Linked DNA regions of Homo sapiens: regions 1 and 2 are each linked to region 3. A link is an interaction called in ENCODE POLR2A ChIA-PET data of the cell type or tissue named here. Cell type or tissue: PC-3. All regions are shown on one strand. Each heading gives the region's core, and the rest is flanking DNA. Links, peaks and the distances in the headings are about the cores only.

Region 1 (5,734 bases), core at 446-5,445, 160 kb after region 3:
CCTTGGAAGGTTGCCATCCAATGTGAATCTAAACCTCTGGGCTGACACACCAACATGCAAACATTCCTGCTATTATATAGCTTTAGTGGACAAACTGAGGCCTTGAAAATGAATCTCTGGGTAAATGTGGAATAATTTCTAGCTATGGCCCTTCCTCAACAGAGTGTAGTAAAATTGTGCAATGTAAGAGGTTCTTAACCTCATTGTGCATGAACATTATTCACAATATATTAGTAGTAAATATATTTAATGCTGGCTAGTCATGGTGACTCACACCTGTAATCCCAGCATTTTGGGAGGCCAAGGTGGGAGGATCACTTGAGGCCAGGAGTTCAAGGCTGCAGTGAGCTATGATTGCATCACTGCACTCCAAACTGGGTGAGAGACCAAGGCCCTATCTCCAAAAACAACAACAAAACACATTTAATGGTTACTATGAGACAAGCATTGTGCAAAGTGTTTTATATGCAAGAACTCATTTAACTCTCATACCAATCATGACATATGACATGGGTTCTACGATTAACCCCACTTACAGATGGGCAAACTGAGGCACCGGCACAGGATTTGACCCCAGTCAGATCTCGAGCCCCCGCTCATAACTTTATGCCAAAAACAAAACAAAACAAAAACAAAAAAAGAACGTGTTTTTGAGAACTATATTTAAAATGTCTTCATATTGCCTCCTACAGCATTCTTTTCTAAAAGGAACATTCCAAATAGTGTGTGGTCTTCAGACCTAGAATCTCTGCAGCCCAAATTCTGGCTGACTCCTCACAGAAACACATGAGCAGCCATGAGTATGGGCAAAAATTCTGCACTGGCCGGGCGCGGTGGCTCACACCTACAATCCCAGCACTTTGGGAGGCTGAGACGGGTGGATCACCTGAGGTTTGTTTGAGACCAGCCTGGCCAACATGGTGAAACCCCATCTCTACTAAAAACACAAAAAATTAGCCGGGTGTGGTGGCGTGCACCTGTAATCCCAGCTACTCAGGACGCTGAGGCAGGAGAATCGCTTGAACCTGGGAGGCAGAGGTTGCAGTGAGCCGAGATTGCACCACTGCACTCCAGCCTGGGTGACAGAAAAAAAATTGTGCCCAGACCTCAGTGGTCTCCTCCTGTAACTGAGGCAATGCAACCCGCTTTGTGGACAGGGTAGGGTGGGAGAGGTGAAGGCACCAGCACTCCTGGGTTTGTCTGAGGGCCACTCTGGATGACCACCGCAGATGCAGGTCTCTGGATAACCTGTTTCATGGCAGTGGGGCTGTCGGACAGAGTGCCCACTCTCCAAATCTTACCAAATTATCCCCCGCATCTGCATGTTTCTCTTTTTATATTCAGTTCCTTTGAGAAAAATGTCCTTTAAAAAAAAAAAAACTGAGATGGGGTCTTGTTGCAATGCCCAGGCTGATCTCAAACTCCCGGGCTCAAGTGATCCTCTCGCCTTAGCCTCCCAAAGTGCTGGGATTACTATCCTGAGCCACTGCAGCCAGCCAACAGAAAAACTTTCTACCTGCTTCTTCAATTCATACTCAATGGCCTTCACAAAAGAGTAAGAAAAATAAAGAAAAAAGTTAAAGGGTCTCCCTGCCAAGGATGAAGACAGAGCTCCAGGGACTTCTGCAGAGGGAGAGGGGCTGACGATTCTAATGGTCATAGGAGCCAAAATAACAACAGTATCAACAGCTATATCTTCCGGACTATCTTTTTTTTTCTATTTCCCAAAAGTATAACTGCAATACTTTATCTTAAATGATATTTATTTATCATCATCTATATAGTTTTTGGAGGCTGGGCACCATGGTTCACGCCTGTAATCCCAGCACTTTGAGAGGCTGAGGTGGGCGGATCACTTGAGCCCAGGACATTGAGACCAGCCTGGGAAACACAGCGAGACCCTATCTCTACAAAAAAATACAATAATTAGCTGGGCCTGGTGGCGCACACCTGTGGTCCCAGCTACTCAGAAAACTGAGCTGGGAGGATCCCTTGAGCCCAGGAGGTCAAAGCTGCAGTGAGCTGAGATTGTGCCATTGCACTCCAGCCTGGGAGACAGAGCAAGTCGTTGTCTCAAAAAATAATAAATAAATACATAAAAATTAAAAGACAGTTTTTAGGGGTCCCCCAAACCCAATTTTCCCGTTGGATAAAACCCAAATAGGATATAAATGCATGGAAGAGTTCAGAAGCAGACCCTTATATTTTCAAAACAAAAAGTACCACCCTTGACTTGGTTTGGAGAACAAATATGAACCTTGGAGCCCTCTCTGAAGCTGGCTCCCTTCTCACGGGCGTGGCAGGCCTTGCCTTCTGCACTTACATGTCCCAAGAGGCATCAGCCTGCCCGCTGAAATCCGAAGCCACATAATGTCAACACAGTACTCCTGTGTAAATATCTGGTCCAGGGAAAATGCCTTGAACGCTTGTACAACCAATTTTCTGGCAGGCAGTGAGATGAAAAGGAGAATTAATGCATGCATTAAAATAATTTCTTTTGAAAACCCAAACAATTGCTGTGCATCCTTCATCACAACACACACTAAATGGCCTTTTCCTACCGCCCTCTCTCTCTCCAGGCATCTTGCCCACCCCCAGCTCTCCTAATAAAGAGCACACTAAGTCTTTAGCTCTGCTGGCAAGGAGAATTAAATTGCTATTTGCCACCTGGTGTTGTCTTACTTAACGTACTTCCAAATTGCACTTAAACTTCCCTTTGGAACTCAGAGTTTAAATGCTAGAACGAAGGAAACAAAGCAAGAGAGAAAAACAGAAAAGAAAAGTGAAAAAATTTACATAATTTGCAAACACTGTCTTTAACAGTGTTAAAAAAGTAGTCTTTTTTCTTCTCTTTGCCTTCATCTTCTGTTCGTCATCTCATTTGTTTCCTCTTGTTCATCTTTATTTTTATCCTTCAGAATTTAATCAAAGAAGAAACACGTTTCTTCCCATTACAAAACCATACTCGAGTTCAAAATGGGGTACTCTGAGTGTTTTAAATAGATTTTTTTTTTTTTTTTTGAGACCGAGTCTTGCTCTGTCACCCAGGCCGGAGTGCAGTGGTACAATCTCAGCCCACTGCAACCTCTACTTCCTGGGTTCAAGAGATTCTCCTGTCTCAGTCTCCTGAGTAGCTGGGATTACAGGCATACACCACTATGCCCCACTAATTTTTGTATTTTTAGTAGAGAGGGGATTTCATCATGTTGGCCAGGCTTGTCACAAACTTCTGACCACAAGCGATCTGCCTGCCTCGGCCTCCCAAAGTGCTGGGATTACAGGCATGAGCCACCACGCCTGGCCATTTTTAGTAGAATTTTATCCCAGAAGCTCTGTGATCCTGTCCATTGTAACCCTGTTTTTAAGTTTTCAGGGTCCCTTTCTTTTCTCCATTTAATTTCTTCTTCTCCTCCTCCTTTTTCTTCTTTTTTCCCCCCCACCCCCAGAGTCTTGCTCTGTTGCCCAGGCTGCCATTCAGTGGCATGATCATGGCTCACTGTAGCCTCAACCTCCCAGGCTCAAGAGATCCTCCCACTTCAGCCTCCCGAGAAGCTGGGACTACAGGTGCAAGCCGCCATGCCCGGCTAATTTTTTATTTTTTGTTGAGATAGGGTTTTGCCAGGTTACCCAGGCTGGTCTCAAACTTCTGGGCTCAAGCAAACTGTCTGCCTTGGCCTTCCAAGGTGCCGGAATTACAGCTGTGAGCCACCACACCCAGCCCATTTAATTTATTTGTTCAGCAAACACTTTGTTGAGAATTGATTCTTGTCTAGCACCATGACCTTTTCTTTTCCCACTGTTTTCTTTCTGTTTAGCTCAATTATCAACTACCAAGGCAGCAGAATCATAAAATTCAAGAGCTCCCTCAACTGCACAAAAGTCCACTCTTTTCAACTGTAAGACATTCTTCCCTCTGCAGTTTTTTGTAATATGAAGAATTTTAATTAGCAAAAAGTTTTATAAGACGTTATCAAATAACAAATACTTAATTTCTTTTCTTTTTTTTTTTTTGAGACGGAGTCTTGCCACCATACCTGGCCTATTTACAGGCATCCTGTTTAAGAGATGTTTCAGGCCGGGCGCGGCGGCTCACACCTGTAATCCCAGCACTTTGGGAGGCCGAGGCGGGCGGATCACAAGGTCAGGAGATCAAGACCATCCTGGCTAACGCGGTGAAACCCCGTCTCTAATAAAAATACAAAAAATTAGCCAGGCGTGGTTGCAGGCGCCTGTAGTCTCAGCTACTCTGGAGGCTGAGGCAGGAGAATGGCGTGAACCCAGGAGGTGGAGCTTGCAGTGAGCCGAGATTGCACCACTGCACTCCAGCCTGGGGGACAGAACACAAGACTCCGTCTCAAAAATAAAAAATAGAAGAGAGACGTTTCAGGCCAGGTGAGGTGGCTCATGCCTACAATCCCTGCCTTTGGGAGGCTAAGGCAGGAGGATCACTTGAGCCCAGGATTTTGAGACCAGCCTGCGCAACATGGCAAAACCCTGTCTCTTCAAAAAAATACAAAAATTAGCCAGGCATGAGTGCATGCCTATGGTCCCAGCTACTTGGGAGGCTGAGGTAGGAGGATCACTTGAGCCCAGGGGGTTGAGGTTGCAGTGAGCCAAGATTGCCTCATTTCGCTCAAGCCTGGGTGCAGAGGGAGACTCTATCTCCAAAAAAAAAAAAAAAAAAAACACGTTTCAGATGTTTATAATTCAGGTTATCGTATTCAGCTTAGAGGGAGAAGGCTTAATGTTAGTTGGGTACTAAGTGCAGACAGAGGAAGTGTCATTTCCGTTGTCCTCCCAACAGAGCAGATCCGTGTCCCTCTAAATAAAATGGTTGAGAGAGAAGAGTCTTGAGTTTTGCTGCAACAAAAAACTAGGGAAAAAAAAACAAATTCAATTTGAGGCTCTAAGCAAGGAGCAGCAAAATGTTGAAAAGGTAATTAACATCTGTATTCCAAAGAGCAGCAGAGAGCAGGTTAGAACAGATGGTTTCAGAAGTCATAAAAATAACCTAGGACAGTCTGTAGGTGGAAGAAAGAGCTTACTCCACGTGAGTGACAAGGTACTGTAGTAAATAGTTCTTTAGCGTTTTCTGTTGTCTTAACACTTGCTTTAACTGGGTAGTTTGGGCATTAATAAGGAGATGGCTCGCGTATTGTTATTGTGATGAATAACTTCTTCGAAAAAAAGTACTTGTAAATGTAATGAGTGGTGTATCCTTGCCTATCTGTTCACAGCATCTGGAAGTAAATCTAATCCCGGTCAGAAACTATCAATAAAACAGTGGCAGTTAGCTGCCAACAAGCCATAGAGTCAAAATCTAGCCCTACGTGAAGTGCTGCAGAGTGAAAAATCTCACACACGAAAAAAGTGGTGCTTGGTAAAAGTTAAGAGAACAAAATATAGCAGGAAAAGACCCATGAGTTAAAGCCATAGTTATAGAAAATCTAGTAGAAGCACTTGCTTTCCAAAGGCTGAACTCCAGACAGCAAATAATTCACTGATTTTGGAAACTTTCCAAATAACAAAATGTTCTGTTTCAGAAGTGTCTTGAGCTTTTAGGAGATCAGAATAGAGAAAGGGTACAGTGCCCATTCAGGTCTCGCTTTGTGTTTATGCTGAATAAAAGTTCTCCACGGGAGAATACTGAGTCTCCAATAAGATAGGATGACATTAAGAGAAAACAATTTTTTTATTTTTATTTTTTGAGATGGAGTCTCGTGCTTTTGCCCAG
Region 2 (5,734 bases), core at 446-5,445, 250 kb after region 3:
AATTCCAGTTACTCAGGAGGCTGAGGCAGGAGAATCGCTTAAACCTGGGAGGTGGAGGTTGCAGTGAGCGCCACTGCACTCTAGCGTGAGTGACAATCTGAGATTCTGTCTCAAAAAAATAAAGATAAAATAAGTAAAATAATTATCAACCTATTATGGATGCAGGTACCCCACCTCCCATGGGAGCAGACCCTTGCATGTCTGAACTAACCGAGTTCCGAGAATTATACAGAGAGGCGGCACACTGGGTTGGTGGGGAGCATGAGCTTCGGAATAAAGCAGAGCTGAACTTCAGTCCCATCCTTGCTGCTCACCAGCTCTGTTACTTGCTGGACCTCCCAGTTCCTTGTCTGCAAAATAGCAAACCTGATCACTAAGGTAAGGAAGCATCTGCCAACCCACAGTAGGTACATTAACATCAGATTATTGCCTCATAATGTCGTTTGGAGGACTGAATTGATATTTGCTCAAACATCTTGTAAACTGTAAAGTGCTATAGGAACTTTTTAGTAGCAACTTATTTAGGCTGCTGGGAGGCCCTTGAGGTGGAAGAACCTAGAAAAGGTAAATTGCTCTCTTCAGTCCCCAAGTGCCTGGTTCACTGCCAAGAAACCACTCCCGAACTCAGGCTGCTCACCTGGGCTGCTGGCAGGAGGAAGCAGCCCCAGAACGGAGCCAAGCCAGAGCCGGAGAAACAGGTTCCTGCCTTCTCCGCTGACAGCCTGAGGCTCATGCTCTAATCTGCAAAAATGGCAGAAGTCGCTGTAGTGTTGTAGAACTGAACTGGGGTTGGCTCCCTGGTGTGGTAAGACCAGATATTTATATTGACCTGGATAGTGGGAGAAAGCAAAGTGTTTATTTGTAGGGAGCCAAGTGAGGAGGAAAGGGAGTCCCCACCTTTCTGATGGCTTGTAGATAAGGATTTTTTTTCCTTTTTTTTTTTTTTTTTGTTTTGAGACAGGGTCTCAACGCTGTTGCCCAGGCTGGAGTGCAGTAGCATGATCTCGGCTCACTGCAACCTCCACCTCCCAGGTTCAAGTGATTCTTGTGCCTCAGCCTCCCAAGTAGCTGGGATTACAGGAGCTCGCCACCACGCCCAGCTAATTTTTGTATTTTTAGTAGAGACGGGGTGTCACCATGTTGGCCAGGCTGGTCTCGAACTTCGGGGCTCAAGTGATCCACCCGCCTCAGCCTCCTAAAGTGCTGGGGCTCCAGGTGTCCACTGCCGCTCTGGCCTAAAGTGGCTTTTAAGAAAAGTTGCCACCTAGAGTATGGCATGCTCCATACCTTGGCATTTTGCTCTTTGCTCGCCTGGTTCCACTGGAAGCTCAGCAAGCTCACAGGTTCTCTCCCACACCCTGACTCAGGTCCCACGTCCATTTCCTCAGGCTCCAGAGAAAGTCCTCACCCCTGGGCCTCCCCAGGACCCCGGGGACACTGTACAGGGAAGACACATTGGAGACAACAGCCATGGTAGTCACAGGGCCCTCAACAGTGACATCAATTATATAAGGTTTGATGGCCTCACTTTCTCACTATAAAGCAAAGAATGCTGCCCATCTGGCAGCCAGGGAAAGTTCTGGAGTTGGGGACCCGGCCATCCTGTGGTGCTGCCTCAGGCTTTGACTTGGAGACTCACTGGGGCTCGGGAGATAGCCAGCCTGGAGCTGCCTCCTCTTCCTTTGCTTTGACAGTGACCGGATGCCCCCATCACCCAGTTGGCCTCACCCATACTGGGCCACTGCAGCCCAAGCCTGTGTCACCAGCCTCCTTCCAGACTCCCCCTCCACCAGTCGGTGACAAATTGAAGTGTCCCAGAGGAGCCAGTATTTGCTCCAAAGGAAGGCTGTGTGGTTGTTTCCTACCTCTAGTGCAACATCCAGGCTAGAAGAAGTATCTTTTGTGTTGATTCACACATGTCCTCACTAACCTACTTATCAGAAAGTGCTCTCAAAGCCACAGAGCATTACCCAAATATAAAGTGGTATTTTGATTGCTGTGGCCAAACTGCTGGCATCCAAATGAGTTTTTCCGCAGGATTTCACAATCTTTCTCCTCCAAAAGCATGTGATTTTAGAGAGCACAAGGTGTGTACTTATTTTAAAATGCAGGAAATTAAAACGATTTTATTTTTGGAATTTCACAATAGCTCTTGGAATAATTCAAGACGCCTGGGGGTGTCCTAAAATCAAGGCTGGGAATCATTGATTTAACCACTTCAAAATTAGCATAAATAGGGCTGGGTACGCAGGGGGACTTGAAAATCTAGTTCGAATTTTTTTTCAGCACTCTATGTCTATAAACTAGCCTGGGCAAGGAAAGGTGGGGTAAGGAAAAAGAGAAGAGGACTCAAGATTTGATAAACATAATTCTCTTCTCTGGTCAGGGTCTCTGGGAACATTGTTTTTTCCAATTAGTCATCAGGTTTTTTAAAAATTTAGTTTAGGCCAGGTACAGTGGCTCATGTCTGTAATCCCAGCACTTTGGGAGGCCGAGGTGGACGGATCACCTGAGGTCAGGAGTTCAAAACCAGCCTGCCCAACATAGTGAAACCCCGTCTCTACTAAAAATACAAAAATCTGCCAGGCGTGGTGGTGCGTGCCTGTAGTCCCAGCTACTCGGAGGCTGAGGCACGAGAATCACTTGAATCCGGGAGGCGGAGGTTGCAGTGAGCTGAGATCACACCACTGCACTCCAGCCTGGGCAACAGAGCGAGACTCTGTCTTAAAAAATAAAAGCAAAAACAAAAAATTTAGTTCAGGCCAGGTAGGGTGGCTCACACCTGTAATTCCAGCGCTTTGGGAGGCCGAGGCGGGTGGATCACTTGAGGCCAGGAGTTCAAGACCAGCCAGGCCAACATGGTGAAACCCTGTCTCTACTAAAAATATCAACAATTAGCTCGGTGTGGTGGCGCACGCCTGTAATCCCAGCTACTCTGGAGGCTGAGGCATGAAATCACCTGAACCTGGGAGGCAGAGGTTGCAGTGAGCCGAGATCATGCCACTGCACTCCAGCCTGGGTAACAGAGCAAGACTATGTCTCAAAATAAATAAATAAATAATTCAATTTATTTTTATAGAGTTGGGGTCTTACTATATTGCCCAGGCAGGTCCTGAACTCATGGCCTCAAGCAATCCTGCTGCCTTGGCCTCCTAAGGTGCTAGGGTTACAGAGGTGAGCCACCGCTCCCAGCCCATCATCAGCTTGAGGAGGAGCTTCTGTTTTCTCCTTTCCCTCTTAGCCACTAGAGGTACCCATGGGTGCAGTCCTTCTTTATCTTGTCTAACCCTCAAAGCTGTGCTTGTCCAGCTCGCCAGGATGAACCCTGCTGCCATAACCCAGCCACCGTGAGTCATCAACCTGATGAAGTGCACAGAACCCAGAGGAAGAGGAGAGACCCACTTACACCCAGGGAAAGGAGAGATGCCTGCTTATACCCAGGTCTCCTGTTAATGAGCTTCCTTTTAGCTCTCTTTCTTTTTTTCTTTTTTTCATTTTTTTAGACTGACTCTCGCTCTGTTGCCCAGACTGGAGGGCAGTGGCACGATCTCGGCTCACCGCAACCTCTGTCTCCTGGGTTCAAGCGATTCTCCTGCCTCAGCCTCCTGAGTAGCTGGGACCCAGGCACACACCACCATGCCCAGCTAATTTTTGTATTTTTAGTAGAGACGGGGTTATACTGTGTTGGCCAGGCTGGTCTCGAACTCCTGACATCATGATCTCCCTGCCTCGGCCTCCCAAAGTGCTGGGATTACAAGCGTGAGCCACTGCATCCCACCTTTCTTTTTTATTCTTGTCTTGATATTACTTCTTCAAGGATTCTACACCGCATAGTCTCAGGACACACTTTCAAGGGTCAGGAGTGGTCTCTAGATTCTCCCTCTCCTCAGTCCTGTCCGATTTCCCAAGGCAGGCCCAGCCAGGCACTCCCAGAGGCAGCCTCATGTGGGCTGAGGGCTCAGGCCTTCCCAGCCTCACTCCCTGGATGGTGGTGGAAGTGGCCAGCTGCTGATGCCTCTCAGGAGCCCTTTCTGGCTGTGCATGCAGTGAGTCCAGGCGTGACTGACAGCCTCTGAGCTCCGGTTGCCCGCCTGGCACCTGGGTCCCTGACCACACCAGGATACAGTGCTCATTCTGCACTGGAGTCCGAGGCAGCTGGGGAAAAGGGGCACAGTGGCTGGACACAGCAGCATGCACCTGTAGTCCCAGCTACTCGAGAGGCTGAAGGAGGAGGATCATGAGTTTGAACCCAGCCTGGACAGTATGGCAACACCCCATTTCCAAAAGAGGCATCTTCCCCTGCCTCTCCTCTTAGCCATTTTCTTTTTCTTTCTTTTATTTTTATTTATTTATTTTTGGAGACAGGGTCTTGCGGTCACCCTGGCTGTAGTGCAGTGGCTCAATCATAGTTCACTGCAGCCTCAACCTCCTGAGCTCAAGGGATCCCCTGAGCCTTCCCGAGTAGCTAGGACTACAGGCATGCACCACCATGCCCAGCTAATTTAAAAAAAAAAATCTTTGTAGAGAGGGAGTCTCGCTATATTGCCCAGACTGGTCTCAAACTCCTGGGTTCAAGCGATCCTCCTGCCTCAGCCTCCCAAAGTGCTGGGATTATAGGCTGAGATGCCACACTCAGCCCAATCTCTTTCTTTCTTCAGAAAGTGATTTTTATAATTTGCAGCAATGTTTTCACTATGGAAGCTCTTTTCCCTAACCATCCATTTCCAAAAGTGAATTTCAACAGAAAAAAACACAACGTACATCAGTCACCAATGTGCCCAGGGTCTAATTTGTGAATAAAAGAGTAACTGGACTGGGGTCAGGCCCTGTGTGCATTTGGGATGTGGTGGGGGCTGCTCTCTCTGCTGAGTGCCAGAGTGAGGGTAGTTAGCAAGTCAACGAGGAGAAAAGGAACTCATGCCTTTCCACTCTGGGACAGTGAAAGTGAATGTGGACTTGACACTGTATGGTGTCCCCATTGATCAGTGATCTTTATTTTTTTATTTTTATTTATTTATTTATTTATTTTTGAGATGGAGTTTACTCTTGTCTCCCAGGCTCGACTGCAATAGCATGATCTTGGCTCACTGCAACCTCGGCCTCCCAGGTTCAAGCAATTCTCTTGCCTCAGCCTCCTCAGTAGCTAGGATTCAGGCACATGTCACCACACCTGGCTAATTTTTGTATTTTTAGTAGAGACGGGGTTTCACCATGTTGGACCAGGCTGGTCTTGAACTCCTGACCTCAGGTGATCCGCCCACCTCGGCCTCCCAAAGTGCTGGGATTACAAGCGTGAGCTACTGCACCCGGCCGATCAGTGATCTTTATACCATTAAAACAAACAAACAAACAAAAAACTGTGAACCTCTAAAGTTAATTAAATATAAAGTTGTTCTGGAAAGTTCTCCCTTGCCCTGCAGATTCCATTAAAAGCATTCCTGGCTGAGCACAGTGGCTCACACCTGTAATCCTAGCACTTTGGGAGGTCAAGGTAGGCGGATCACTTGAGGTCAGGCATTCAAGACCAGCCTGGCCAACATGGTGAAACCCCGTCTCTGCTAAAAAGACAAAAATTAGCCAGGTGTGGTGGCGCGTGCCTGTAATCCCAGCTACTCCATAGGGTGAGGCAGGAGAATTGCTTGAACCTGGGACATAGAGGTTGCAGTGAGCTGAGATCGCGCGACTGCACTCCAGCCTGGGTGACAGAGCGAGAGTCCATCTCAAAAAAAAAAAA
Region 3 (5,734 bases), core at 288-5,287:
TATTTTGGAATTAAAATATGAAAAACAGGCCAGGCACAGTGGTTCATTCCTGTAATCCCAGCACTTTGGAGGCCAAGGCAGGTGAACTGCTTGAGGCCAGGAGTTTAAGGCCAGCCTGGGCAACACAGCAAGATCCCATCTGTACAAAAAAAAAAACCATAAAAATAAGTCAGGTGTGGTGGCATGCACCCACAGTCCCAGCTACTCAGGAGGCTGAGGCAGAAAGACTGCTTGAGCCCAGGAGTTCAAGGCTATGGTGAGTTACGACTGGGCCACTGCACTCTAGCCTGTGTGACAGACACTCTGTCCAAAAAAAACTAAACAAAATACTAAGAGCTCAATAGGAAAATTAAGAGAAGTTGAAAATATCTCCCCTAGGAAGTTGGAAAAAAAAAAAAGACAAAGAAGATAAAAAAGGCTAATAATAAAATTAGACCAGTCAAGTAAGTCAAGCAACTTGAATAACAGGAGTTCTAGAAAAAGAGAATTGGGAAAACAGAGAAATAACCAAAAACAATTTCAACTTAATTCCCCAAAATGACATATGTTTCCACATTAAAAAGTTCCATAGAGACCCCAACACAATGTATAAAAGCAGACATACACCAAGGCACATCAGAACACAGAAGAAAAACAGAAGATTGGTGGGGGGAAGGGAAGGAGAACATCCAGAAAATAAAGCACAGGCCACAGTGAGGGAAAAGGAGTCACAGCAATACTGGAATCTAGACAATCATCTACCAGTGACTTCAAAACTCCTACAAGAAATAGTCCCCCATCCTAGAATTCCATTTCTTGCCCAAATACCGGTAAAGTATGAAGGTAGAAAAAAGACCTTTTTTAGAAATGCAACGTTTCCAAAAACATTACCCCTTTGTAAGTGGAAGATGTGTTCCAACAAAATAAGGCAATAAACCATGAATGAGAATGACACAGCATATGAAAACAGGAGACATAACACAGAAGACAGCTCCCGGGACGATGGTGAAGGTGGATCCCATATTCCAGGACGTCAGCTGCAAACCTGGAGCAGAGTGACCAGTCCAGACACCCCAAATGTGACCTCTTCAAAATGGCACTGAAAGAGTACCCAATGCAACTAAACACAGCAAGACACAATTTTAACAACTGACTAAGGCTAAGGCTAATTAGTTATAAATGTACAGAAGATCAACCAAAGGAAAAAACATTCCTCATTTCAGGAAAAACACAAAAGTTGTGAAGGAAAGAAAAGGTGATCAAGGTATCATACATGGTTCAGCTGTAAGTAGCTTTAATAATAAAAATAATGTGAACCTAGAATATTTAATCAAATTTGTAACCATATTTTGTAACAAAGTGGTCTAAAAAGTAAGTGTGACAGAGGGAGGAGAAAGGCAGACACAAACACACACAAAGAGACAGAGATCCTAGAAATGGCTACCTGTGAGTGGGGGCATAGCACACATACGGTAGTGAAATAGGGTTAAACCTTCCATGTTAACTCAATAGATGACAAACAACAAGAAAAAACAAACGAGATAAGCAATTTACATAAAAATATTAAAGTAAATATCAAAAGAACCAGGAGCAAGAGTTGGAAAAGGCAACCTCTCCCAAAGAAGGCTCTGCTCTTTTTCATAACAATCCTAGTAGTGCTATCTGATCATGTGCACATGTCACATTGAGAAACACAAAGACTAAAGAGAAACAAGTTTGAAAAGTCCTTTAAATAATAACCATGGCACACAGTTTACAGTTTAGCATCCACCAACCAGATTAGCCACATGATAGTTAAGTTAACAAGACAAATAAAGTCCTAGTTAGTGATATAACAAATAGAAAACATTTCATTTTTTTGTTTTGTTTTTAAAAATGCCCCTCAGACTTCTAAAACACTTCATTTTAAAAAGTCAACAAAAGAGCACGATCAGCAGGAACTATGCTTCTCTCTAGATTCTCTGGGTAACTCTCCAATTTATTTAAGCCAAAAACAAACATTTTTAGAATATATTCTGAAGTTCTGTTCTTAAAAAAAAAATGAATCATTAGCACTTCAAGATAGATATCACACATGCAATTCTGACTTTTCCTGATTTAATCAGCTTCATTTTTAAAAATGCTGATTGGCCAGGTGCAGTAGCTCACGCCTGTAATCCCAGCACTTTTGAGAGGTGGAGGCAGGAGGATTGCTTGAGCCCAGGAGTTCAAGACCAGCCTGGCCAATGTAGGGGGACCCCATCTCACAAATAAGTTTTTTCTTGTTGTTATTTTTGGTTTTTTAATTAGCTGGGCATGGTGGTGTGTGCCTATAGTCCCAGCTACTGGGGAGGCTAAAGCAGGAGGATCACTTGAGCCCGGGAGGTGGACAATACAGTAAGCTGTGATCATACCACTGCACTCCAGCCTGGGCAACAAGTTCAGACCCTGTCTCAGGAAAAAAAAAAAAAGCCAATCTTTTCCAATAAACTGAAACATAGGACCCATCTTCAATCTTGTTACAGGAACACTGCTAAACATTATACAAATGTTTGTGTTGCCTTCTCAATACAGGGAGAAGACAGACAGTCAGATGTCATAGCTGATGTTCAACAACAAAATAATGACCTGTATCACCACAAGGGAGGGACTAATATCTCATGCTAAGTACACTGCTCGGCCCCCATTCTCCACTCCAAACCACACCCAATACCAATGCCAAAACCTCAGCACCACAACACAAGACAGAGCAAACCACAAACCTGCTGCCTCCCTTGACAGGTGGATAGCTTCATTTATCTCATCAATCAAAAGTGAAAATGGAGGCATGAAACCAGGTGAAGTCCAACCTCAAGGAAATAAGTTTCTGGCATTTAGTCTTATTAGAACTAGCACATAATCTCTCACAGGGTCACACATTATTCAATAATATGAGAAATCAGCCCATCGATGACCTCCAAGATCTGACATGACTTTCATGCCAACACAAAGTCATGGAAGTCCTTCAACTCCTCCACCATTCTACAGAAATGAAGGGAATGGCCTCAGACTACAGCGCTGGCACAGGACACAGCCAAGGCAAGAATGAGACAGCAGTAACCACCAGTTAGATCTGCACTGCATTTTACAATTTTAAAAAATGCATTCATGTGCATTATCTCATGTGGAAAGAGGGCTTATAATTCCTATTTTCAGAGGAGAGAACTGAGACTCAGAGAGCATAAATAGCCGGCAAGAGGTCACAATTCATAAATGCTGGCAGCCAGGACTCCAGCCCAGGTCTGCTGATTTATTCCCAAGTCCTTTCTCAGACTAACACTGGCAGTTTCCAATCTGAAGCGTCAGGGTTGCTTGTCTTCTTTCCACAGCCCCTCCTCCCAGCCTCTTCTCAACAGCTTCATTTGTTAATACAGTACATAAAGAGAAGATCCAGGCCAGGCGTGGTGGCCCACACCTGTAATCCCAGCACTCTGGGAGGCCATGGCAGATTGCTTGAGTTCAGAGGGCCTAGACCAGCCTGGGCAATATGGCAAGACCCTGTCTCTATAAAATACAGAAAACAAAACAAAACAAAAAAACTTAGCTGGACGTGGTGGCAGGTACCAGTAGTCCCAGCTACTCAGGAGGCTGAGGCATGAGGATCACTTGAGCCTGGAAGGTTGAGGCTGCTGTGAGCCACGATTGTACCACTGCACTCCAGCTGGGGTAACAAAGTGAAACCTTGTCCCAAAAATCAATTAAATTAATTAATTAAAATAAAAAGACGAGATCCATAAAGTATTTTAATAAAAAGGGCCAGGTGTTGTGGCTCACGCCTCTAATCCCAGCACTTTGGGAGGGTGGGGCAGGAGGATCATTTGAGCCCAGGAGTTAGAGACCAGCCTGGACAACACAGTGAGATCCTGTCTCCACAAAAAATTTTAAAAATTAGGGCTGGGTTCGGTAGCTCACACCTGTAATCCTAGCACTTTGGGAGGCTGAGGTGGTCAGATCACTTGAGGTCAGGAGTTTGAGACCAGCCTGGCCAACATGGTGAAACCCCATCTATACTAAAAATACAAAAATTAGCCAGGTGTGGTAGTGCGCACCTGTGGTCCGAGCCACTTGGGAAGCTGAGGTGGGATGATCGCTTCAGCCCAGGAGGTCAAGGCTGCAGTAAGCAGTGGCGTGCCACTGCACTCCAGTCTGGGTGACAGAGTGAGACCCTGTCTCAAAAAAAAAAAAAGAAAAGAAGAAAAAAAGTGTTGGCTGTTAAAACCAAGTCTGAAAAGCCACACCATGAAAAATTCTATTACATGTTCTAATCACATCATGATTTAAAGTGGTGGTTCTCCAAGTGGGAGTCCAGGCCAGCATCACCTGATAATACACTGGAAATTCCAATCCCAAGCGGGATACACCACCAAAAAAAAAGTCTCTGGAGGAAGGACCAACCACCTATTTATACATTTAAACTAGCCCTCCAGGTGTTTCTGATGCACACTGAGGTTTGAGAACCAGTGATTCAGAATGAGGGGCGAGAAGAGATCAGAGAGGAAGCTGAAACACCTTGTGCCTCTTCTATACACTACGTTTTAGCCCAACAACTCGTGGGTTTAGTGCTTCTATCCAAACTTCGGAAATCAAACAGATGTTAGCTATTACATCTTTAAAATGGTTACCATGAACACACACACACATATTTGTCTCCTATAAGCATACAGATAATCTCAGTGTTCACTGTCAGAGTCCTTTCTCAGTGTTATTTCAACTCCAGGCTCTGTGCAGGGGATTGCTAACGCCACATCTTTAGACCAGAACCCTCCCAGCACTCCCACTTCAAACATCCACCTCTCACTGCACCTCACCCTGGGAGCAGTCTGAATCCTCCAAGGAGCTTGTTTTAAAAGCCTGCCAGGAAATTTTTATGCAACAAACAAAAGAATACCCATTTGGGAATTACTTATGACTGGACAATGTTTTTATGGAGTCCTATTTTACTTCAAATAGATAAAGCTTATATTCCTTATCTTCCCTCTAACACCAACTTCCTGCCTTCTTCATTCCTACTGATAGCAGCATCCTCCTGATTGAACCTAATCAAAACATAGCCTCACTTCTTCTTTACAGGAAATACAGGGGATAGAGAACCAAGGTAAACAATACCATAAGGAAACAATCAGACAAATCCAGAATATGAGTTTTTCTTTGTTTTTTGTCTTGTCTTTACAACGCAATTGCACTGATCTTTAAAGGAAAAAAAAAAAAAAGTCCACTTCGTCTGATATCTAAGTGCAATGTATGATCCTGGAGTGGATACTGCATCTGGAAAGAAAAAGTACTATGAAAAAGGAAAGGACAACTGAAGAAATTTGTCAAATTAAGTTAGGTAATGGAATGATACATTGGTAAGTTTTCTGAATGTGATCATTGTACTAGTTATACAACGAACAGTCATTTTTTGAGGAAATGTATGCTTAAGTAATAAGGGTGAGAAGTGTTATAATATCTGTACTTTAGTCTCAAATGGTTCAGGACAAAAAAATGCATACTATTACTAATGTGTATCTTTATGTTTATAGAGATAGAAAAACAACGTAGCAAATGTAAACAACTGGTGAATCTAAAGTATCAGTGGTGCATTTCACTAAAGTGTACATTAGAAATTTTTCAAGAGAAAACGTTAAAAATATGTCATTAAAAAAATAACCTGGGGACTTTTCTAGATCAAAAAGATTAAGGAGGAATATCCAAATTCAAGGTGTGAGTGGTGTTTGGGTCCTTGCTGGGTTTAAAA

Evidence for each region. Peaks named below come from ENCODE experiments on the same cell type or tissue, not always from the same donor. Only the 100,000 strongest peaks of a DNase experiment are listed, where the experiment ranks them.
Region 1: POLR2A ChIA-PET joins it to region 3 with 5 read pairs; 3 of 35 experiments call an interaction of 5 or more read pairs at or near these places.
Region 2: POLR2A ChIA-PET joins it to region 3 with 6 read pairs; 4 of 35 experiments call an interaction of 5 or more read pairs at or near these places.

Annotation. Positions count from the first base shown.
Region 1 is chr10:34,859,345-34,865,078 of GRCh38, forward strand. No RefSeq gene overlaps it. Among named protein-coding and RNA genes, the nearest start is that of PARD3-DT, 46 kb to the left of the region's middle. In PC-3, for the core only: a CTCF peak has its summit at 2,746; a DNase peak (open chromatin) is centred at 2,357; H3K27ac peaks cover 323 bases.
Region 2 is chr10:34,953,669-34,959,402 of GRCh38, forward strand. No RefSeq gene overlaps it. Among named protein-coding and RNA genes, the nearest start is that of LINC02635, 16 kb to the right of the region's middle. RefSeq lists enhancers at 5,232-5,732, 5,733-5,734. In PC-3, for the core only: a CTCF peak has its summit at 3,257 (motif pointing right); DNase peaks (open chromatin) are centred at 663 and 3,293; H3K4me3 peaks cover 277 bases; H3K27ac peaks cover 124 bases.
Region 3 is chr10:34,703,075-34,708,808 of GRCh38, forward strand. All of the region lies in intron 1 of PARD3 (par-3 family cell polarity regulator), which reads right to left. Among named protein-coding and RNA genes, the nearest start is that of PARD3, 110 kb to the right of the region's middle. In PC-3, for the core only: no CTCF peak of the experiment used is centred there; a DNase peak (open chromatin) is centred at 2,657.